Linked DNA regions of Homo sapiens: region 2 is linked to region 1. Evidence: chromatin loops called from intact Hi-C (ENCODE). Cell type or tissue: A673. All regions are shown on one strand. Links, peaks and the distances in the headings refer to the core of each region. The heading gives the core; the rest is flanking DNA.

Evidence for each region. A loop is a pair of places that touch in the nucleus more often than their neighbours do. Peaks named below come from ENCODE experiments on the same cell type or tissue, not always from the same donor. Only the 100,000 strongest peaks of a DNase experiment are listed, where the experiment ranks them.
Region 2: it touches region 1 in a loop (4-fold over the local background); 2 of 110 quality-filtered maps call a loop at or near these places.

What each region holds. Positions count from the first base shown.
Region 1 is chr2:67,228,999-67,241,463 of GRCh38, forward strand. All of the region lies in intron 1 of LINC01828 (long intergenic non-protein coding RNA 1828), which reads left to right. LOC101927661 (a long non-coding RNA gene) reads left to right here. Exons shown (of 4, transcript NR_110568.1): 2 at 401-497. Among named protein-coding and RNA genes, the nearest start is that of LINC01829, 20 kb to the left of the region's middle. RefSeq lists an enhancer at 6,443-7,884. In A673, for the core only: CTCF peaks have their summits at 5,662 (motif pointing left) and 8,476 (motif pointing right); DNase peaks (open chromatin) are centred at 4,133 and 5,613.
Region 2 is chr2:65,633,147-65,645,611 of GRCh38, forward strand. No RefSeq gene overlaps it. Among named protein-coding and RNA genes, the nearest start is that of LINC03050, 37 kb to the left of the region's middle. RefSeq lists an enhancer at 997-1,691. In A673, for the core only: CTCF peaks have their summits at 5,474 and 7,545 (motif pointing right); DNase peaks (open chromatin) are centred at 5,495, 6,425 and 7,585; H3K27ac peaks cover 6,019 bases.

The sequences.
Region 1 (12,465 bases), core at 1,920-9,919:
CTGCAAGCTGGAGACTCAGGAAACTCAGTGGTATAATTCAGTCTGAGTCCAAAGAACTCAGAACCAGGGGAGCCACTGGTGTAAGTTGCAGAGTCTGAAGGCTGCAGAACGAGTAGCTTGATGCCCAAAGGTAGGAGATGGATGTTCCAACTCAAAAAGAGACAGAATTCACCCTTCCTCTGCCTTTTTTGCTCTATTTGGCCCCCAGTGAATTGGGTGATGCCTGCTCACATGTGTGAGAGGATTGTCCTTATTCATTACTGATTCAAACACTAATCTCTTCCAGAAGCACCTTCTCAGACACACCCAAAAATAATGTCCTACCAGCCCTCTGGGAATCCCTTAGCCTAATCAAGTTGACATATAACATTAACTATCATATCCTCCCTTCCTGCTTTAGTTGTCTCTGAAAATGTCTCCTCATCTGCCTTTGAGTGGTATGGAATCACTGCTGAGCCTCCACTATTGGTGCCATCAAAGACCTCAGTGATGCCAAGGTAATGACACTGATGCCCTCCAAGAGCATCCTATCTTTGCTGCTGCCTGTGATACCAATGTTGTGTGTGGTCTTCCCCAGTTTCTTGTTTCACTGAGCTGCAGATTAGTCTGTTCACTGCTTGCGCCCTGGAATTGAACACTTGAATGTGCTTTAACCTTGTTGTATCTTCTACCCCTCTTGTTACACTCTCTTACATAATTATATTTCCATAGATTTACCACAAAAAAGAGATCCTTCTGACTTTATTTTTGTTTTACTATAATTTACTGACAAGCCCTTCTTCCTAGAACTCAAGTTCAAGTCTATGCAGGCTGGACTGGAGGCTATCTTTTCTCTCCCAAGCCTGATGCCATTTGATAGCTCAGCTGTGCTTTGGTGATCTTTATTCTTATGATGAAGTTTTTCCTAAGAGATGTCTTCATTCCTCATGCATAGACTCCTCTAAGTGCATTTACAAGTCTTGCAAATTTGCACACAAAAATTTCCATCTCCAATAAAAATACATAAAGTCAAGATAAGACCTCCCTTTGACATGTGTATTTTAAATAATTATCTGGATGTTTTTCTTTTAAAAATTAAATATATTATCAGTATTGAGTCATCTGTAGGATTTACTGAACTTCATGAAAGACCTTGCACCCCACAATACCCTAGTCTTTTCTATTATTCAGTGTTAAGGGATGGAAAGAATGCCTATGTAGTAGCTTACACTTTCTTCAGCTTTAAGATGCCTGTTTTGGGATTTTTTGTTTTTGTTTTTACATTTTAACATTTATAAAATCAAGACATTTCTTACAAACAATGTATACATTTAATGCTTGGGGTTTTAGTTTTTGTATCCTTGAAAACAATTGAAAGTATGTCTTACAAATGATAATATCATTGAATCAAGAAAATATAATAATCAGCTTTCTACTATTTCTCAGTTCTTTTCACTTGGAAACTATATTTGGCCTGAGATGTATCCAAACACACATGTATTAACAAGCAACAATACACTGATTTAATTGAATAATTAAGGAAGTGACCTCTTGATACAATGATAGAGGCAGGGGGCAGAGAAATTCTAGGCAGAAAAGGGTAGGTCCCCGACAAAACCCCACCTTCGAGCCAAAAACCCTAAAACTGTGGCCCAAAGTGAGAACTTCTATCCCTGTTTTCCCACTTGAATGTTGCCTTTTCCTAAACTACCCATGGCCCACCCCATCCCCCATCCTGTGCCTGTAAAGACCTCAGACTCAGCCAGCAGAGAGAAGCAGCAGCTGGACATCAGGACTATGGCTGGATGTCAGAGAGAAGTGGCTTGATTTCAGAGGGAGAGCATGATGGCATAACTTTGGAGAAAAATCTGGTCAGAGACAGCCAGACTTCAGGGGAAGATTACCTACCCACTCCATTCCCTTTTCAGCTCCCCTTCCTGCTGAGAGCTACTTTCATCAGCAATAAAATCCCCTGCATTTACCATTCTTCAATTCGTTTGGTGCAACCTCCTATTTCCTGGATGCTGGACAAGAGCTTGGGAGCCATGAGTGTGGATAGAAAAGGCTGTCACACTGGCTTTTTGCTTTTGCTGGTGGAAGGCAGCCACCTCATGTGAAAAGGCAGAGGGCCTACTGAACTGTTAACACTTAAGCTGTCCACAGACCAGACAGCAGAGCTAAAAGAGCACAGTAATATGCCCTCTGGGGCTTTGGGGGTTGCAGGCACCCCTCACCTAGATGCTGCCATAGGGCCTGCAGAGACTTTGCTCCTGCCAGTGCCCAAAAGCACTCGTTCCAGCTCCTGCACCCACTCACCTGTGGGCTCCCTCCCAGAAGGGATGGAACGCAACAGATACACGTGAGTGCAGTTTGATCCTGCTGGCACCAAAGCAGCTAGCTGGTTCCAGTGCTCATGCACTCCAGTTCCTGCCTCATTCACTCACACACTCCCTCCTGCGAGGAGTTGAGAGTGGTGGGCTGAGTAAACAAGACACCTGTGTCATGAGTCCCCCAAAGGGGTCAGGGAAATATCCTGCTTCACTTTGACCTAGATACAAATAACATGACTGAGGAAACCTAATTAATTTAGTATAAGATGTTTAAACTGCTGAAGATTGCCTGCCAGAGGATTTGAGATGTGTAAGTACAACAGAATTGTTCATATTCTTGATGTATATGATGGGTATTATTATTTTCATGTGAGTCTACATAGATATACATTATCTTTATAATAAGTAAACAAGTATTTTGCATGGATCAGTTTGACTGTCAGATAGGATGGTTTTTAGAGAGTGGTGCTAGGGTGTCAACATCATGTGTGTGATTCTTACACAGACCAATAATCTTTGTCCTGCTACATGGCTATGGACCGAACCTTGATATCAGTCTCCTGTCTTCAAAATTTGCCCTATTGTTTTTAATGGACTTCTAATAAAAGAGTGTAAATAAATTAACATAAGTCAGTTCACACTATAGAGAAATAAAAGAGTCTCCAAGAACATTCCATAATCAGACTCTTCTTGACTTGGCACTAAGGATAATAAGTTGGCTCTTCTGCTTCAAACTTGAGTTATGTGGTCAGAACATTCTCTCAATTCTTCATCAGGCTTGGAATCTTTGCCATCTACCCACTAAGTCATAGATCACCTCTGATCAGCATTAGTCCCCTCTCCTGACCCAGAGGCCATGATGATAAACTATGTGGACTGAACTGTATCGATGGTGCTTCTGATCTGTTGCCTATTGAACACGTGTTCCAAAGGGTACAGAGGATGCAATGAGAATGTATATCCTGAAGATGTATAATGTGGTGCTGGGATACTGAACTCATACTGTTCCAGATATATCAAAACTCTGCTAGTCTTACCACATCTGATTTAAACTCTTTCATCTTTATTTTTCCTAGCTTAACAAAAACCTCTGCAAATTTCCAAGTCTCATTCTAACTTGTAGTAAAGCTCCAAAGAGCATCCATTTTTCCTCTTTCAACTTTTATTACATTGGGTCACCTTGGCCTTTGAAGAGTCTGTGTGATTAAGTGTACCCTGAAATCACTGCCTCAAAACCACCTGAGATCAAAATACGGATGCCTATTCCCCACCACAAGCCCACTCAATCAGAATATCCAGAGGCAAGGTGCAGCCCAAAAGCACCCCTTGTTTAGGAACTACTGATTTGGTGAGACTACCAGCAGTACACCTTATAGCAGTTGAGTATCGTAGCAATTTAATCATGCACCTAATGGGAGTAGGAGGTGTGCAAACTGCCCTTCATGAGTAACCTGGAGACACTCACAAGAACCAACTTCACCATCACTATCATTCTCTATCTCTGACTGAAAATGACATTTACTTCTTCATAGAGGCAAACAGGTATTCTACCACTAACAGGTCCTCACATTAAAATTTTGCTTGAGGCTGCAGTGAACTATGATCATGCCACTGCTCTTCAGCAAGGGCTTCAGAGTGAGACCCCATCTCTAAAAAGATAAAAAAGAAAATTTTGCTAAAAACAAGTAGACACCAAAGACCCATCAGTCAGAAGCCAGCCTACTCTGAAAGAAACCACCACAAAGACCATCTGATGTTTTATTAGCAGCACTTTGCTCAGCCCCTGGTTAAAAAGCAGTTCTCTGCAGCAACCCAGTTTTAGTTGTCCCCAGGGATCTGGCTTGAAAAGAAGTTTGACATTATATTTTCTAAGCCAAACGGGCACTTCTAGCTTAGAAGCATCAGACCAGACACCTGCTCAGGAGCATTGTAACTCACTTATTTCTCAATGAACAAGTTATTACCCTTTCCTTTTTGTCTGAATTGCTGTCCCTAGATGCCATTCCCATGGGTGATCTCTACCTGCACATTGCTCTACTCATGGTATTGATAGGTCCATGTGTCATGCAGCCTGAGGAGAAACATGGTTTGATATCCTAAGGGGGCAATTTCTCTCCTTGGGGAAGAGCTGGCTTCCATTGCTGTGCCTTGCCTCTCATTAATGTTCCAGCTAGGTCTCTTTACTGCTCTATTTAACAGCATCCACTCCATTATTGATCATATTTTGTGTAATGGTAGATTTGCTGGTGAAAATGATGATTATGCTGTAAAGAGAGGGCAGTGTTTGGGATCTCGCTTCTATAAAATTTAGCAGTGCTGTGGAGTCTGCCTCAAATAAGTGAATTGGAGATGCATTCTGGATGAGTGGTAATAGGGGTGAAACCAGTTCCTGAGAGTGAGATGATCTAATGCTTCCCTCTACACTGTAAGCCAAGACCACTCCAAAGCTGATGTTTCATGTCTTAGCCCAAAGGATTTAACACTACAGGCCTTTTGTAATCTCTAAGTGGGTACTCTGTACATTTTAACATGGAACAATGTGACCACATTTTTATATTTTCTATATTTTCAGTCTAATTTACTGCTTTATTTGATATATGGTAAAGTTAAGAGTTTTTGTTCATTCTTTCATTATTCTTTACACTGAAAATTGCATAGGGTTGTAATCTTTTAATTCATATCTATTTCTTCTGAAAGCTGACAATTGCTTCAATTATATTCTGTCACCTTTCTGCTATTACCAATACCTTCTTGCCTAGCCTTTTATATTTAACTCAATCAGTCATGATAATAAACAAATTAATTTACTTCTTTTTTAAGTCATTGAAGTGAAGATGGGAGGGTCACTGAATCAGTCAGGTTCCAATCAGGAGACAGAAGCCACATAGCAATGTGAACAAGGAAAGCTTAGTGAAAAAGGATTATTAACTACAAGAGTGGATTGCCATCTTAGGAGTAGGTAATTCTTACCTATTTGGGGTAAGATTACAGAAATAGCACAGAGAGGGAGCAGCCACTACCTCTAGGTTTGAGGCAGAGGACCCAGTGAAGCCCTGCCTCCTTCAAGGTCTCAGTGAGACCCAGTCTCCCTTGGAGAGGACTTGATCATTCATGGCTCACTGAATGGCAGGCCAGTTTCCCATAATAGTGGAACATCTAAAAAGCTGCCCTCTGCGTTGCTGGGGAAAAGCTGCTAATGGGGAGATACTCATGAAATGTGCTGCCTCTGAACCCTGCTGGTGTCCTGTGAATGCTGCCTACCTTATACTACAGAAGTAACCAGAAAACACACAGAAACCAGAAAGAACAGCCCTTTCCTCCTCCAGTGTCCCTCCAGTGCCCTCTACTGCAAAAAGGGAACATTGTGCAAGCTGGCAAGGGAGAAATGTCCCACTATCAAAAGCAGGGCAATGAAGCGTAGATTAGGAAGTGAGAGGCAATAGCCTAATAACTGACATAGTCCACCCCTTTGGTCACTGAGCTTCTATGTGCACCCATCTGCACGCAAATGAACTTCTTTACAACAACCATGCAAGTCTGTTTCCACCTAACAATGTATAGCTATCCTTCATATAAGGGAAGATGTTCTTATCCTTTCCCCAAAATGAAGAGACATAGAATGCCAACAGTCATTATAACCATCATTAGCCATATTAATTACTCCTCAAATTCAGTCATAGTCCCACTAAGTATCCCATTACCCAGAGACTAAGGTATATTGACAACTGGCACAACCATTAAGAAAATGGAGCCCAAAGCTACCTCCTCTAACCTCTATGGCAAACCTCCCCCTACATGGTATCTCCATGACCACAAATCTTCCTCCTCTCAAGCCTTTGTTCCCCTGCCTAGTCTGAAGTAACATGATCCAGTTGATGCCCACCTACCTACTGCTGCTTCTGCCACTTCCCATCTTCATCATTGCTGCATTTTACTAGCTGACACCTCTTAGACAAGGCCTTGATACAGTGCCCTATGCAGTCGCTACCTGCATGCTCATGGTACGGGGTATGAATGACAGTAAAAATTACACAAGTAACAGTTAAACTTAATCATTTCACTCTCCTTCCCCAAATAGGGAAATTGGACAATTTAAGTTTAATTCATGTCTCTCCCACCTCAGCCAGTTAATAAGAATTGAGTATCCCAAAGTCAATGAGGAAAAAAAAATAACTTAAATTTTAAAATATAGTCAATGAGAAGAGGACTAAAGAGAAGCAGACTAGATCATTCGCCCATGGAAAGTGAAGACTTGCCAATACAATGTGCCTTTTTAGTGTTTTCCTTTAATTGTTACAAATCTGTGATTTGTTATATTTGACCCAGTGGAAGTCCTGCAAGTCACACTGACCTATTAATAGAAACCCAGACTCCAAACAACCAAGAAACAGAGCTCAGGCCTGCTTCATTTCTCTACTTGCACCTCAAGAGCAGCAGTGACCTTTGCCTATCATCCGACAACAATGTGGATGGCATCATATTTCTACCAACATCTCTGTTTGGTGTGTGAAGTTATTTCCAAAAAGCTTCATTCATTTAATCCTCCAGCTGTCTAAAAATCTTTATGGGTGACCATTTTTAGCATGCCCTTTACCCTTTGCTCTCTGAACCCATCCAGGTCCTTGCTTAAGGCTCCCAAAGGTCTAAGAGCAGTAGGGGGAGAAAGTGAAAACTGGATACCTAATGATATAGAAGTCAGCTGGTAAAGTCCATAAAATTACTTTGGGGATTAGCTGGTAGAAGAGGTGGTGCTGTGTTTGTACTTCTACTTTCACAACACAAAATAATTAATGAGTAAAAAATACTTTTTGTTTAATAATTGCTGTTCTTCATTAGTGTGAACCAAGGGCACGGTCTATCTAAGACAATAACATCTGCACCCCATATTTCATTATCACCAAACTTCACATTTCACACAAAAGCAATGCTAGCACAGCCTTACAGCTTTAATTAGTTTCTGCCATAGCTGTGAAGGTCAGCCAATTATTGTGTGTGAAATTTCAATATGAAGTGGCTGAATTGAAGACAGCATTGCAACAGTGTGGGATTCTGCAGTGCTGTAAATCTAGTACTTTGGAACCATTTTTTAAAACACAAGATAACATAAAATAATCATCAGGTATGCATGGCTTCAAGGCTTACTGGTTAATTTAACATGTGCTTGGTGGGGGAAGAAAACCACATCATTTCTGATTGTTGCTTAAATTCCCTCATTACATCGTCATTATCTGTGACACAGTTGTTAAGGCTGAATCCATGTTTTTATGATCAACATCTTTTAACTCACTTAGAATTGCACTGGAACATTTGATTTAGAAATAAAGCCTGGTTTTACTGGATTTACATGATGCTTACACACACACATACATATAGATACATATATACATACACATATATTTTATATAGGTACATAATGTTTAATATGTATGTATTCATATGTATACACATGTTTAAACACTGCATGTTTGACCCATCAAAATATAAAGATATTAATTAAGTCAACTTAAGAATATCATTTTACTGAAAAACTTGCTGAATTAGAAAAAAATTTACTAGGGATTCAACTTTATGAGTTTTCTATTTAGGATCATAGAACTTTGAAATTAGAAATGACCTTGAAGCTCATCTGCTCTAGCCCCTCTGTTTTATGCATGAGGAAATATGCCCAAGAATAATACAGGTTTTCCCAAGTCCAAGAGTGTCAGCAACTCAACTCAAATTCTGGACTCCTATTTCTCCTGACTTTCCATGGGCCTGTTTTACCATGGCATAACAATGGAGATAAGATGTGCCACATGATAAATAAAAGCTCCAAATTTTGCTCTCGGATTTTCATGAGATTGGAGGCCAGTTTGCTTTGTTTTGTTTTCTACATAGATATACGTAGTTTAATCCTAATTCAAGCAAACAAATATTTTTTGAGCTATCCTTTGTGCAAGGAACCCTGAAAAGCATCCCATGTATCTAGCATGATTAAAATGTTTTCACCAAGTTTACAAACCGGCAGCATAGATAAAACAAAGAGGAGGAGTAAAAAGAGACCACAGAGTTAATGGAAACACCTGTCAGATTGGAGGAGGATAAAGACAGGGTAGAGCTAAGGAGGCATACCAAAAGATAAGTCAGAAGAAAGAAAATGGAAGAATATTGAGCAGCATCCCTGGCTTCTACCCACTAGATGCCAGTAGTGCCCCCTGCTCGAATCATGACATTAAACATTCTCTCTATACATTGACACATGTCCCCAGACAGGGGTAGAGGGGGAGCAAATTTATTTAAGAACCACTGATCTAGGGTCTAGATTCCAGACTATAAAGTATTGTGGATCTTGGAAGACTTCTCATTTCCAAAATAGACAATTTACTTCAACTTCACTGGGATGCGTGAACCTTTGATCCTTCCATGATTTCCCAAGCTACAGGCTGGGAAGGTAATATCACAGACTGCAGAGAGGCTCAGAAGCTAAAGATTGAACTGAGGTTGCTTGATTTGATGGTTTGGTAACCTATGGAAGGAAGTTAGATTGCAATGGATTAAAGAGTAAGTGAATGTGATTGAGCAGTGAGCAAGTACAGTTGCAGGTGTGCACAATTCTTCCAATGAGTTAAAAAGTAAAAGAGCAGAGGTGATGTAGCATCTCCAGGGAATTATAGGGTTGAGCACTCTCAACCTCAGGAACTGTTGATATCTGGAGCAGATAAGTCTTTGTTGGGGTTGGGGAAAAGAAGACCTGTAATTTTAAATGGAATGTTTTGCAGCACCCCTGGTTTCTACTCTTAAGATGCCAGTAACACTCCTACCCTCAGTTGTGAAAACCAAAAATGCCTCCAGATGATGCCAAATGTCCACTGGAACGTAAAATCTTTCCTAATTGAGAACCACTGGGTTAGGGAAGAGGATTTTTTAGTTTTTTAATTGAAAGTAAAGAAAACTTAAGCAAGTTTTCAGAAACAGAAGAAAAGACAAGGAGAATGAGAGAGACTAAAGATGCAAGGGGAAACAAGGACACACGGGGAGGGGACCAAAGCAAGAAAAAGGTAATAATAGGGAAGACCAAGAGTGCTTTGAACAGGAGAATGGACTTTCCTTCAGAGCAAATAAAGAAATAGAAGGTCTGTAAATGGAAGACAGATGTTAACAGCAGTCAAACCAGGAAGTCTTGATCTTTGAAGCAAAGTTGTAGATGAGCTTTGTTTGATGATAGGATTTGAGAGTAGGAATTCACTATAAAGTTGAGAGGCAAACTTCTGGCCACTGCTTAGCTGGGACTTGAGAGAATACCTTGGTAGCAGAACCAAGAAGTGTATAAAAGATGCCAAAGTTGTTTCTTACTCAATTAACCTTTACCTGCCTGGCAGCAGGAGCAGAAAAATGGACACTTCTGCTGAGACAGAAACAGCAGAAGGACAAGTGGCAAAAGGGAATGGGGGCAGAGTAGGAAATCTGTGAGTGTACATGAGGCACAGACTGAGTTAAGAGGGAGAAAAGGGATGAATCAAGGGATCATGCATCCCAATGAGATTGAAGCAGATTCTCTGTTTTGGAATTAGAGGCCTCTCTAAGATCCGTAATACTCTGTGGTCTACAAACTGGAATCTAGATCAAATGACTTTGTCACATCCCTACTCCTGCCAGGGACATTTGGCAATGTCTGGAAACAATTTTTATTATTATGATTGAGGCCAAGACAGGGTGGCAGTGGGAGTGGGACAGGGGTACTACAGGCATCTAGTGGGCAGAAGCCAGGGATGCTGCTGAACATCCTATAATGAACGGTGTAACCCTCACAATAAAGAATTATCTGGTGCATGGAGTCAATAGTGTCACTATTGAGAAACCTTAAGAAACCTTTTATTCTAGATTAAAACTAGCTATCTTGGAAGTTAGCTAATGAAAACTCTTACGACTTTTTTTAAGAAATTAAGCTGCTGAAATTTCTTTTTTACAACCCTATTATACTTTAGCATCAATTTTTATAGTCTTTTGGAAAGAAGGACCTCCAACTGTTTTTATTTATTAATTATTCCATCCCAAATAAGTTGAGTTTTATAATGGGGCCCATGTTAAGCATAGAAAATATAAAAATAAGGTTGACATAGACAAGCATTAACTTAGAGAGAAGCATAACTATGGAATGAATTGTGTCCCTCCAAAATCCATATGTTGAAGCCCTAATCCCTAGTGTGACCGTATTAGCAGATAGTGCCCCTAAGAAGGTAATTAAAGCTAAATTAGGTCATAAGGGTGGGGCCCTGATGTGATAGGATTAGTATCTTTATAAGAAGAGACACCAGAGATCTAGTGTCTGCAAGCCAGGAAGACAGGCCTCACCAGAAACCTGCCATGCTAGCACCCTGATCTCTGTCCTCTCTCCCCAAGAACTGTGAGAAAATAAATGTCTATTGTTTAAACCACCCAATGTCTAGTATTTTAATATAGTAGCCTAAGCAGACCAAGACAGAATATTCTCCTGTTTTGTTGCTATTGTTAATTTAGTTCATTTATTCTAACACTTGTCCTAAGCAAATGCTAAGAAGCCAGTTTTGTCTTAGGAGTCTTCCCATTCTAACCGAACTTCTTATTCTCCACTCTTCTCCCCATCTTTGGCAGTAAGGAAAAGAGATTGTACTTCAAAATTAGACAGACCTGTGCAAATTCTAGCACCTAACCTAAAAAGCACCAGGTTCGTTTTCCTCATGTATGGAAAGGGGCGAAATCACATTTACTTGCAGGTGTATTATATGACTTAAGTGAAAAATCAGGTGAGAATGCCTAATATTGTTAAATTGAGACATGGCAGTCTCTCAATAGATAACACTTCTGATCCTCTTGGATCAGAATTGTAGTCAAAGGTTGTTTTCCGAAATTATTTGGTTTGCTCTTCCCAACTGTGTCATTAGGTGCTGGCCTAAAGAGGCTAAAGTTTTCTCTCTCCCAAAGAATTTTGATAACTGGAAAATCCTCATTGTCTAACAATTAAAACTTCATGATAAATTTCTGACCCCATAACAAGAGGAAGAAGCAATGATATGTTGAGGTGTGAGTACCTGAGTAGTACCTAAAATGAAGTAAATATATAGTTTCTACTAAAGAAAAAAGAAACAAAATAAAGCCCAATTGCGTTTATTCCCAGAATGTTTCAACATTTAAGCAATTCACTTAGCATTTTTTTTGTGACATAAAGTGAAGCAGGAAAATATCTACAATCTATATTATATCTATTAATCCTTGCAGTTTACAACATGCTTATTTTGTGTCAAGTGCTGTGCTGAGCTGTTGACATCTACCAACTCATTTAGCCCTTCCAGAAGCCCTTCCTTCACTAGCATGTCCAACTGGATTATGAAGTGAGGATGGGAGCCTCCATCTGATATTTATGACCGTCCCTTCCTTTGTGCAACAAGTGAAACTGTGTAATGCTGACTCATCTCACCCAGATAAGCAGAGTTGTAAGGACTCCTGGAGGTGTTGGGTGGTGTCTGGGCCAGTTTCATCTGGGAAATGATTATCACAAGTTTCAGATCAATTTTGGGGAGCTTTCTTCAAACAAGATCCAGAATCATCTTATCTTCACCCTCTTTCAAGTATCGATAAAAGGGACAAAGGCTCTTTTCATGAGGAAATGTTCATACTCTGCAGCCGTTCAAAATACAAGTAGTCTCTCTGGTTCATTATCTGGAATCATATAGAACTCCATGGTTGAGAGGAGGGGAGGGATGGTGGATGCACTCCTCTGACAAGCAGGAAATATGGGTCCTCTTGCTCTGTGACGGGGTCAGGACACCTAATGTCCCAAGCTGCCCTTCTAATAGAGATTATAAAAGAGACCATAAGACCAAAGAATTGCATGATGGGTACCCATTAGAGCATGCCTTGCCCTTTGCCTTCCAGGCTTCAGCCTCTAAACTTAACTTTCTCCTAGCTGACAACACAAATTGGAGGCTAAAATGCCAGGCAGGGATCTGTCTTGGCCTTTTGTTACATGGTCTACCTCCTTCAGATTTCCAAGACAACTGGAGCCATGCTGGCAGAGAACTTGCTAAGTCTTAACAGACGTTGATGGACTCATTGTTTATTCTCTCAGTTCACTAGTATATGCTGCATAAAGTCAGGGACCTGCCTGTCCTCATCACTGCTATATCACCACTCCTAGCAA
Region 2 (12,465 bases), core at 3,028-11,027, 1.6 Mb before region 1:
TATGTCGCCCAGGCTGGTCTCAAATTCTTGGGCTTAAGTGATCTCCTGCCTTGGGCTGCAAAGTGCTGGGATTATAGGTGTGAGCTGCTGTGACCAGCCTTCTAGCTATTTTCTAATATGTAATACCTTACTGTTAACCATGATCACCCTAGTGTGCAATAGAACAACAGAATTTATTCCATCTTTCTAATTGTAACTTTGTACCCATTGACCAACCTCTCCCCATCCTCCCTTCTCCCCTTCTCTTCCCAGTCATAACCACTGTTCTGTTCTCTGTTTCTATGACATTAACTATTTTTTTTTTTTTAGAGCCCACATATGAGTGAGATCATACAGTGTTTGCCTTTCTGTGCCTGGCTTATTTCACTTAACATGATGTCTTCCATTTCAACATTCTGTGGAAAATGACAGGATTTCATTCTTTTCTATGGTTGAATAATATTCCGTTGTGTATATTTGCCACATTTTCCTTTTCCATTCATCCACTGATGGATACTTGGTTGATTTTATATGCTGCCTATTGTGAGAAGTTCTGCAATAAAAATGAGAGTGCAGGTATCTCTCCAACATACTGATTTCATTTCCTTTGGATATATACCCAGTAGTGGAATTGCTGGTTCATACGGTAGTTCTAGTTTTAATTTTTTGAGGAACTTCCATACTGTTTTCCACGGTGGGTGTACTAATTTTTTTGCCAGATTTCTTAACTCCACCTGTATCCAGGGCCCCTTCAGCCTCTGTTTGTTTCTGCTTGAAAGCCACATCTTCCTTGTCCATCTCCTTGGCCTGTTCCTTGTGCTGTTTCAGGGGCTGCTTCTTGCCACCTTTGTGTCCAGACATGGCACCTGCTGCCTCTTTAAAAACATATGGCATTTAAAATGGGGCGCTCTCTATCTAGCATGGGGGTTAGTAAACTATGGCCTGTGGGCCAGATCCAGTCTGTGATCTGTTTTAGCCCACAGATTAAGAATGGTTTTTATATTTTTAAAGAGATAACAAATAAAAACTAAGAAAATTATGGGACAGAGACCTGTATGTGGCTTGCAAAGCCTAAAATATTTATCTGACCCTTTACAGAAAAAAATTGCCAACCCAGGGGACACTATCAGAGGACACTATGAAAAGTCATGGGATTCCATAGGCTGTGAGGAGTGGATTTGCACTAGTTAACACTAGCTGACACTTAGCTAACATAATCAATTTTTTTTATGTGCCAGCTGCTGTTCTAAGGACTTTACATATGTTAACTCGTTTAATTCTCCTCCAAACCCTGAAAGATAGGCATTATTGTTAGTCTTATTTTATAAATGAGGAAACAGAGATACAGAACATTTGATGTGGTTAAGGTCCCACAGTGGCTTTCTTTCTGATGGATTTGAGACGCAGCGGGCCATGGTGGTTGAGAACAATGGGCTCTTGTGCCACTCTGCCTAGTTTCAGTCCTGGCTCCACGATTTAAATGAGTCTCTACTTAAAGTGCTTACCTTAGTGCCTGGTATAGCATGGGAACTAGGTAAGTATTCCCTAGTATTATTGGGGTGCTGCAAAGTCACATTCACAAATAGCTTCTGTTATTATAATGGAATAGAGAAGATCACTCACTAGAACTGGAGAAAAACAGTCAGATTGGGAGAACTATGTTTCCTAGCGCACTGTGCATGATGAGGGCAGTCATGGATAGAGAGTGTGGTGTTGACATAAAGGTGTGTGAATTGAATGAGGGAGCAGAATGGTGATGTAGGATGTGTGTGTGTGTGCGCGTGTGTGCATGTGTGCGTGTGTATATGAATGTGGGGGGACAGTGAGGGAATGTGAGAGAAACGTTTGTGTGTTTAGCTATTATCGTAAGTATAAAACTTTGGAGACAGAATGAGAATGTCTAAGGAGGGTTGTTGATTGGGAAGGTTTTGGGGTAAAACACTTGCATAAAACTTTATAAGAAAACCCCAAGACTGATACTGTTTTTCAAAGCTTCTGAAATGTTATACATGTTTTCTTTGAACACATCTTTGAGAGTGGATCACTCAGAGGCCAGGATTTATATGGATTATGTTGTGTATTGACTGAACACAGGAACTAGTATTGGCCTCTCCACCCGTGATCCTAGAAAGTGATTTTTCGCCCAGGAAATTGACAGGCATGTCTGAAAACATTCTAGAAACAGATGGCTGAGAGCAAACTAGAAGAGCTCTATGAACTAGAGTGCCTCTAGAACCGCTGCCGTAGGTCAAAGGTGCTGGGAACATTTAAAAATCTCTGAGATGAGTCCCAGGCATCTGGTGGTGGTGGTGGAACTGGCTTGTACCACCTTGGAGGAGCCAATTGTGCCTAGATATTCCCAACTCCATTGTTCAGCAACATCCATTTGGTAGCTTGAAATTGGCCATGATAAAGGTATTTACATTATAGAAATTGACAAATGCTACACATCAGAGTTTTGTTCCCTCACTTGGGGCTGGTTGTTAAATATTTACCAGTGCACCACCACAGACATCAGGCTTACCTCTCTTATCAGTTCCAAAATCCTAAGAATAAAAGGAGCATGGTAACAAGAGCAGAATCACTAGGAGAAGAAACTTATTTTAGTGGTAACATTTTATTTTTAACAGGATAAATAGCAGTTCTTAGTTTTGAGAGGCTTTTTCAATGCTAATTGATCTAATTTTGTCCTATTTTGACATCAGACATTCTAGGGAAACATGGTGGATGTAAAATGATTGGGTTATGTTTAAACGGTATGTGTGTGTGAGTGTGTGTGTGTGTGTGTGAGAGAGAGAGGGAGGAGACGGAGGGAGGAAGGATGTTTGTGTGGTGGGTGGGTAAGAGTTTTGAGCAGATGCAAGACAAAGAACATAGTATGTGTTGCACGAAATATAACATATTTTAAGATAGTTATATGAAATATGTATATATATTTTTTGGTCAATTGTTTCGTTCAGGTTTTTCTTTGTTTTCTGGTCTTTTTTATAATTGTGCATTGACTTATTGTCTTTTCACTAGGATATTACAGAGAGAGAAGTGGATTTTTAAAAGTATATTTATTTAATGCAAGTCATACCCTAGGAGAATAAAAGATTACTGAGTCATTGTCCATGCAAAGTTGAGTATTATGTTGAGATTTTGAGTTTTCAACAATAGCTAATTTTCAGTGAAGAGATTATGCTGTAAAATTGAAATGAGTTTGGAAAGGAGTCAGTTAAAGTTTCACACAGTTATGATGTAGAAGTTTGTTATTATCAGTGGTTAACGCTAATTAACACAAGAATGTGATTTCAGATGACATTGAAGGGGTATGTAAGTGCCTTTTTTGTGTCTCTTACTGTTTATGGAAGAACCAACTCTTGTGGAAAATGTAGACTTTGCAGCCATTGGAATATAATTATATGTGTTTTGTTTGTTTTTATAGAACAGATGCAAGACAAAGAACATAGTATGAGATATTGGAATGTAATTTCAAAACATATGTTTCCAAAATTATGGAAACGTTCTGGATGGTAAATAAATCCTTTCAGTCTCAGAGGGTACAGGCTGCAAGGCTGAGGGAGAGCTGAGTGTTGGATGGGGAAGAACGTGGTTTAAGTAACAGGCTGAATAGTAAGCACATCAAAGCCATTAAAGCATAAACCCCCAGATTTAAAAACGTGAGAGGCGAAAGATTATGTAGCATGGTCTGGCGGCTTTATAGAACCCGTTTCAAATGAGGTATAGAACAAAAGAATGTGTGATTGAAGCTCTTGAAGAGATTTATTTCAGGAGAGAGGCAAACATTTTGCTCTGATACCAATTAACCAGGAGAAAGCACCACGTCATAAATGCCAATATTAAAAATGTAAATCCTACACCCGAGGGTGTATTGAAGACAGGTCAAAATTCTTTGAAGATGGAATGCATAAAGAGATAACAGGAAGAGAGCCTTCCAGCTGCTCAGGCTACCTGTTTAGTTCTGTGTCCTGTCTGCTGATGAGATTTTCCACGGGGAAGCGGGCTCTTGTTTGGGGTGGTTTGGCTACTTGACCTATTATGCGGGATTTAGATCTCCTTCAAGAGAATTTATTATGGGAACTCTAGAAGATCTTGTTTATAATACTCCTTTATCTGTAATGACTTGGAGATGTTCCAGGGTTTTTCTAGCATAGTTTGGATAGCATAGTTCACATAATGGATGTGTAAAGGTATTTACAAAATGCAGAGTGAAAACCATCAAGTGCTATGTATAGCACTTTTATGCCTTTTAAAGTATGTTTACTTCCATTAACTTGGTTGTTCCTCTCCATAATTCTGTGCAAAAGGAAAGGCATACAGAGTCATAGTCTTTAGAGCTTGGGATGAATTTAGGATGATTTAACCCAGCCCTTTCATAGTAGAAAAGAGGCCCAGGGAAGTTGAGAGATTTCATCCCCATTAGCCTCTTGGGGAAACTAAGCAAGGAGAGATTTAAGCTTCTTGGCCACCAAAAGCATTGCATGTTGAATCCTGGATTTCTGTCATTGGTAATAAGGCAGCCCAGTCTTCTGGGAAAGGAAATACACAAAAAAGTCAAACAAAAAGGTTGTCTGGAATAGAGATGTCTGTTGCTACAAAAATATTCAACTTCTTGTCACTGAACCAGGATAATAAATCTCTTTACCTTCTGTATTTTGGTGCATTGAAACATTATCTTTTATGATCATAGGTGTTGCTTCATTATTTAAAGCATACTTGTTATTGCAGGAAAGACAAGCTTGCATTTGATTTATAATGGAACCATTGTGCTTTGAGTTAAATGAAAGTTCAAAGGAAAATGAATTCTAAATAAGAATAATTGAAGAGATTCAAGGTTCATTTGAGTTTATATTCATCAAGGCAATTGTCTCCGAAATCCTCTTATTTAAAGCAACAGGACAGATCGTAACTTACAAACTTCGCCTTTATGACATCACTTCATTCTATATATCATAATCAGAAATGTTAAGCCTCAGCAGTAATTTATACAAAATGTATTGTTACAGAGTTATAAATGTCATTAAGTGGTAGACTTATGCCTCAGTGTCATGCAAGTTGAATCTTGGATTTAAAAAAATTACCCATAATGCAAGTATTCTATAAAAATATTCTTAGTACTCTCTCCTCCACTGCAGCCTCATATTAAAAGTTCAGTTCCATTTTCCACCTGTACTCTGCTCTGGGAAGTGCAACCTTTATTTCTCCTTCATGTTTTTAAAGTCACCTTCTTAATTCTGGTAGAACATAACTCAAACAACTGAAAATGTTAGGAATGGATTTACAGTCCCTCTGGCTACTCTCTATCTGGGATGGAAAAGAAAGTGAAGCTGGAGATAACTTTTCCTGCCATCAAGGGACATCTATAGAGGAGAGGCAATTAATTGTAATGTGCCAACTAGTTTTGATTATTCAGGGACTTGTGATGGAATTTGTGGATTATTCAGGTCCCTGGTTTTCTGTTTTGGCTAATTTCACTGCTCAGTGGCACCTCCAGAGGTCAGGGACAGCTATTCTCCTATGGAGTGTCCCCAGAGAGACAGTGGCAAAGGAACCACCCCCTTTTGAGCAACTACTCTGTGTCAGACACAGGGAGGATTTTTTTTTAACATTTGTAGTCTTTCATTAATTTCACAACAAACCTCCATTCTATTTTACAGACAGTAAAAACTCAGTGTAATTCATTCATTTCTCAAATCTCTATCAAGTGTATTCTGTGTGCTAGTCCCTGGGATAAAACAGTGAATGAAAGAGATGGGTCCCGGCTTTCTCTGAGCTTAGGATGCAGGAAGGAAAAAAAATAAAGTAGACAAATCATCAAATATATAAAATATAAAATTACAAACAGTGATATATGTAATGAATGAAAATTTTAAGGGATCACAAAATTTGTAAACAGGGGATCTGATCCAGTTGTGGAGTCAGAGATGGCGTCCCTGAGGGCATAAGCCTCTGCACTGGTGATTGAAGAATGGAATAGAAGCTGTCAAAGCTTGCACGGCGAGCCCACAGCAGAGCTGGGATTCAAACTCAGGTCTGCCTGACACCAGACTCTCTCTGTATTGCACTACTACAGACAGTTGAAACTATGCCCTGACAGGGAGACCTTTGACTCCCAGCCCCTAGCCCTGCTCCACCAGCTGCCCCAGAGATGCCGTGTCCGTGGGAGTTGGTGATGGTGGATTGGAAGCTGAAGAGCTCCTGTGGTTTCTCAGCAAGTTTAACTGGCAATATGAAGGAGCCCTCACTCTCTGTGCATTCTTTCCATTTTCTTCATGGTTCTGTCTAGATTGGATTTCGGCACTGGCAGGAGGGGTGTCCTTCTGGCATGACTCCTGATGGGGTTGTGTGGCTAATTTCAAACATTGGGAGGGGCTTGATTAATGACCAGCCCAAACCAGAGTTCAGAAACATTGCCTGGAGCCTCTGTAAAACTCCCCAGATCCTGCCTCCTTGTCTACCTCCCTTTACTCAACCCTGCCTCCCCTGATCTAAAGCCATCTTAGAGATTGGCTACCTGCCTGAAAAACTCCCTGACCTGCTGAGGAACTGCAGCAGGGAGTCCTGTTAGCAGCTGTGGGAGGGTTGGAGTCTGACCAGAACATTCCTCGCTCATGTTTCCACCCACTCCGTGTCTGCAGGGTGAAATGCCCCATTGGATGCGGTGGCCACCCCAGAGCTGCACCTTCTAGCTGGATACAGGGATAGGAGTGGTTGGGATTGAAGGTGAGAAGTCTGGGAAATGAACCATTTTCTTAGGTCTTCTGCTGATTTCCACCCCTCTGACTAATTATATAGCAGGGGCAGTGATTTACCAAAAGGAGGCATTGTATGACTTTTTAAGGACATCTTTCCAAAAAAACAAGCAAAAATTCTCCCCCAAGCAAAACCAACCGCCCCCCCCCAAAAAAACCTAAAAGCCAAAAAACTCAAACATCCAGGGAAAAGACCTTCTCTTTAAGCCTAAATTTCCACCATTTGTGACTTACCTTTTTTTTTTTTTTTTTTTTGAGACGCAGTCTTGCTCTGTCGCCAGGCTGGAGTGCAGTGGCGCGATCTCGGCTCACTGCAACCTCCACCTCCCGGATTCAAGCGATTATCCTGCCTCAGCCTCCTGAGTAGCTGGGACTACAGGCACGCGGCACCACGCCCAGCTACTTTTTGTATTTTTAGTAGAGACGGGGTTTCACCATGTTGGCCAGGATGGTCTCGATCTCTTGACCTCGTGATCCACCCGCCTCGGCCTCCCAAAGTGCTGGGATTACAGGCGTGAGCCACCGCGCCCAGCCTGTGACTTACTTTTTTGAGTTACACAACATTACTTTCTTGCTTCAATGTTTTTGTGCAAATGCACGCCGTCTGGGGAGAAGCAAATTTCTTGAAATTGAAACCACCGAAATGTGAATGAATTTATCATATCCCTTGTTTGTATCTGGTGAACGGGTAGCTAGAGGGCCTGAGGTATCTTGGGGAACAGGTCGTTGAAGTGGGTACAGGACGGGGCAGTCACTTTAATCGCTGGTCCGAGCTCCCCAGCCTCCCTTTTGCAAAAAGCAAAAATACGTTATCGTCACTAGGGGGCGGAAGTAGGCCAGCAATCGGTCTCTAGTACTTGTTTGGTCTGAAAACTAAAGTTGGCAAATCTGCATTATTAGTGTTTTATTTTTCTTAAGAATCCCAAGTCTCTCTGAGATGGTATGAGTGTGAGAGTTAGGCTACTGTAGTGTAAAGAAGCCAATCCCAAGAAAATAAAAGCCCTGTGTAGGTAAAGCAGATACCCGACAGATTCTATCAATGGACTTTGAAATTGTTCTACTGTTTTTATTATGATAATTTACTGAAAATTTCTCAGATCTAAAATTCAAATAAGAATGTTTGAAACCAGCCGGGTTCGGTGGCTCACGCCTGTAATCACAGCACTTTGGGAGGCCGAGGCGGGTGGATCATGAGGTCAGGAGGCGGGTGGATCACGAGGTCAGGAGATCGAGACCATCCTGGCTAACACGGTGAAACCCCGTCTCTACTAAAAATACAAAAAATTAGCCGGGCGTGGTGGCGGGCGCCTGTAGTCCCAGCTACTCGGGAGGCTGAGGCAGGAGAATGGCGTGAACCTGGGAGGCGGAGCTTGCAGTGAGCTGAGATCGCGCCACTGCACTCCAGCCTGGGCGACAGAGCGAGACTCCATCTAAAAAAAAAAAAAAAAAAAGAATGTTTGAAACCAAACTGGTTTGTCAAATGCATAACAGCGCCCTTGATTTCACAAAGGGATGAAAACTTACATGTAGATGTATTTTTTTCTGATTATAAAGAACAAATTCTCTTGAGGAATGGTTAAAAAAAAATCCGCCCCCCCGACAGTAAAATTCGTATTGTACTGTTACGGGTAGCTCTGTTCTTACTGAATAAATCTTGCTTAGCAACTTACCTCCAGAGTAAATAATAAATCACTGCTGAAAGCTTCAGGCATTTAGCTCCGTCTGGGCAGTAAAACTTTGTGATGGTCTTGACAGCATTTTGTAAAATCATAATTGCTTAGGGAAAGTGATTCTGGATGTCTTAAAATGTTCGGAATTAAGGAGGAGCTGTTCCTTTGAGGGAAGTTATTCTAATGCCGTGTGTGTATGTGTGTGTTATTCTTTATACGAATTCTAGATTATAATTTACACACACTCATCATTTCTATTAAGAATATGTAAAAATTCGATTAGAAGCACAGCCACATGTATCACACCAAGGTTTTATAAAAAAAAAAACCTTGAGGCAATTAGGGCAAAGATGCTCAGTTATCTGTGCACAGTATACTATATGCAGGCCTACCTTTATATACACATATAGTTATGGATTGAATTGTAAGCCTCCCCAAGATTCATAGGTTGAGGCCGTAACCCTCAGTATCTCAGAATATGACTGTAATTGGATATAGGGTCTTTAAAGGGGCAAAAGTGAGGCTGGGATTAGAGCCTCTTTAAAGAGGTAAAAATTAGTGGCTTATCCCTGCCATCCCAGCACTTTGGGAGGCCAAGGCGGGAGGATTGCTTGAGCCCTGGAGTTTGAGACCAGCCTGGGTAACATAGCAAGACCCCATCTCTCTAAAAAAAATTAGCTCAGTGTGGTGGTATGCCTGAAGTCCCAGCTATTTGGGAGGCTGACGGGGAGGATTGCTTGAGCCCAGAGGTTGATGCTGTGGTACGCTGTGATTGCACCGCTGCACTCCAGCCTGGGCAACAGAGTGAGACTCCATCTCAAAAAAAAAAAAAAAAATAGATAAAAAAAAATAAAAAAAAAGTGGCTGGCTGGGTGTGGTGGCTCATGCTTGTAATCCCAGCACTTTGGGAGGCCGAGGCAGGTGGATCACGAGGTCAGGAGATCGAGACCATCCTGGCTAACATGGTGAAACCCCGTCTCTATTAAAAAAAAAAAAATTAGCCGGGCTTGGTGGCGGTCACCTGTAGTCCCAGCTGCTTGGGAGGCTGAGACAGGAGAATGGTGTGAACCCGGGAGGTGGAGCTTGCAGTGAGCTGAGTTCGCGCCACTGCACTCAAGCCTGGGCCACAGGGCGAGACTCCGTCTCAGGAAAAAAAAAAAAAAGTGGTAAAATGAGGTCATTAGGGTGGGCCCTAATCCAGTGTGACTGGTGTCCTCCTAAAAGGAAATGATGCCCCAGACATACACAGAGGGAAGACCATATGGAGACCCATGGACCAGGCAACCCTCTACAATTACAAGCCCAAAAGCAAAGCCTCAGAAGGAACCAACCCTGCTGACACCTTGGACTTCCAGCCTCCAGAACTGTTTGATGTGAAATTGTTTTCAAAATAACAAATACAACATTGTTTTCAAAAGTCAATGTGTTAAAATGATATATTGGCATGTTTGAAATAGAGCTTGTGATTTGGTTGTAACAATTTTAATATCAATAATTTTTTTTTTTTTTTTTTGAGACAGGGTCTCATTCTGTCACCCAGGCTGGAGTGCAGTGGTGCCATCTTGGCTCACTTCAACCTCTGTCTCCCAGGTTCGAGTGATTCTTGTGCCTCAGCCTCATGAGTAGCTGGGACTACAGTCACGTGCTACGGCACCCGGCTAATTTTTTGTATTTTTAGGGCATCACCATATTGGCCAGGCTGGTCTCAAACTCTTGGCCTCAAGTGATCCACCCACCTCGGCCTCCCAAAGTGTTGGGATTACAGGCATGAGCCACTGTGCCTGGCCTAATATCAGTAATTTTTAAGTAGAATTGTTGAAAATGAAATAAAATCTTTAAAGAGACTCATATGATTGAACTGATCACCCCCCTGTAAGTTGCCAGTGAACTTAGTATGCGTGTCTGGATTCAACACAATTACATGGCTGTTTCAATTTCTCATCCTTTGGAAGTAGGAAGACGCCTTTTTAGATGTTGTTCTTCTCTATCGTTCCCCAAAATTGTCATAGGACATTTAACCCCAAGTCTTGCATAGTAAGTGAAGTCTCTTCCTTTGTCTTATTTTTCCCAACCAAACAACAGTTTATTGTTTCCAGGTTCACCTCTGGAGTGGGACGTGACCAGGAAGGCTCAGGTCTAGCCCAGCCTGAGTCATGGTAACGTTCTGGAATCTTAGCGTCTTCCTGTAATGTGTAGGCACCTCTCTGAGTTTCCTATAGCACTAACTTTCTCTATAGTAACTAAGTTTTTGAGGCCAGTAAGTGCAGGGCTGGAAATAGTGATGTACTTGACAAAACTGCAAAGTTCAACATTCCCACCCTGGCCCATGGCCTGGTGTCTCCTTTCCAAGGCTGTTTCTGTATCCAGGAGACCCGCTAACTTCACCTGTAGGTATCATAGGCTGATTCTCTAGTATGCTATTCTTTTCCATCTCTCTCCCCTATCAAAACTGGTCCTCCAGAGAGTATTGGATAGGAATCATTTATGATGTAGTGTAAATTCCTCAATAGGTTCCCTTGCCCCATGGCAAGGACACTTAAAATCACATCTCTTATCTTCAGGACTTCCTCCTTCTGAGAGCAGTTCCAAACATCTAGGAGCAGGTGGAGAGGCATCTTTCAGGGGTAGGAGATTTTTCCTATGCATCACATCTGGAAGGCAGTTCCCTTCTTTGTTGGTGGAAAAAGCCAGGTGTGAATAAAAGAACTATGTTAAGTAGTTGCTCTGAACTCATAGTGAACAAACACACGTTTGTGACCAGGATTAGCAGCCTGGGTCTGGCTGACCTCTTTCGTCTTCATCCTCTTAGGAGGGGGTGTGTATTTGGATGTATGTTGCTCACTCTGGGCATGGGAGAAGTAGCTAGTGTTATACACTGGCTGCCTGAGTCCTGTGGGTAGTGAGACAGGACAAGCATGGCAAGCCTCTGAAAGATGCTTTCTTCACCACCTCTGTCTGATGTAGTTTGGGCAACAGAGCCTGGTGTACACAGGGAGATCAATAAAATATTTTTTTGGATGGATCAATGAATGGACAAATGAATGTATGAATGAATGAGTTCTGGGAGCTCACAGGTAAGACCCCACTTTGGATCTTTCCTTTTGCTTTCTTGCTGTCCACTCTAGTTAGCCATCAGTATGATGCCTTGGTACCATCACTGCCGTGCTGGTACCACTACACTTCCTACACTATGTAGTATGTTATACTGTGGAGTATATATTACATATACACATACAAATGCTGTAACCACCATGAGATCTATACAAAAAATTGGAACATTTAAAAGAATGAGAAAATTAAGTGTAAACAAGTTCTAATATTTTTTCCTACACCCCAATGGATATAAATGCACACCCGGGTGGGAGTTGGGCATTACTTTGGAAAGCACTTGCTGAGGGCAGTGGTTTTATGTCTGACTTTGGCTAGAATCTGCATTACATCTACTAGATGAAGTGAGAGCAGGATTCAATTTAAATATTCACTGAGGGCCTGCCTGGTGGTGGATAGTCTGCTAGATGCTGAGGGTGACAGTGACTCCATGCTCTGGATTATTCTAGGCAGACTTGATTTAAAATACTCTCTCCCACTTTCCCACAAGTACACTCATACTGGCTGGTTGCATGCCCAGATTTTTAGTATAGAAAATGTTGGCCAGGTGCAGTGCCTCATGCCTGTAATCCCAGCACTTTGGGAGGCCAAGGCAGGCAGATCACATGATGTCAGGAGTTTGAGACCAGCCTGGTCAACATGGTGAAACCCTGTCTCTACTGAAAAAAACAAAAATTAGCTAGGTGTGATGGCTCATGCCTGTAATCCCAGCTACTCGGGAGGCTGAGGCAGGAGAATGGCTTGAACCTGGGAGGTGGAGGTTGCAGTGAGCCGAGATCAAGCCACTGCACTCCAGCCTGGGTGACAGAGTGAGACTCTGTCTCTTCCAAAAAAAAAAAGTGTTGTGACAAGAGCTTCGGAAGAGATAAAAGATGTAGAAGACCGCTCTTGTTTCTCAGGTCTTATTTTAGGTTATGTTGTTAGGAGAGGCCTCCAAGAAGGGGCACACAGGA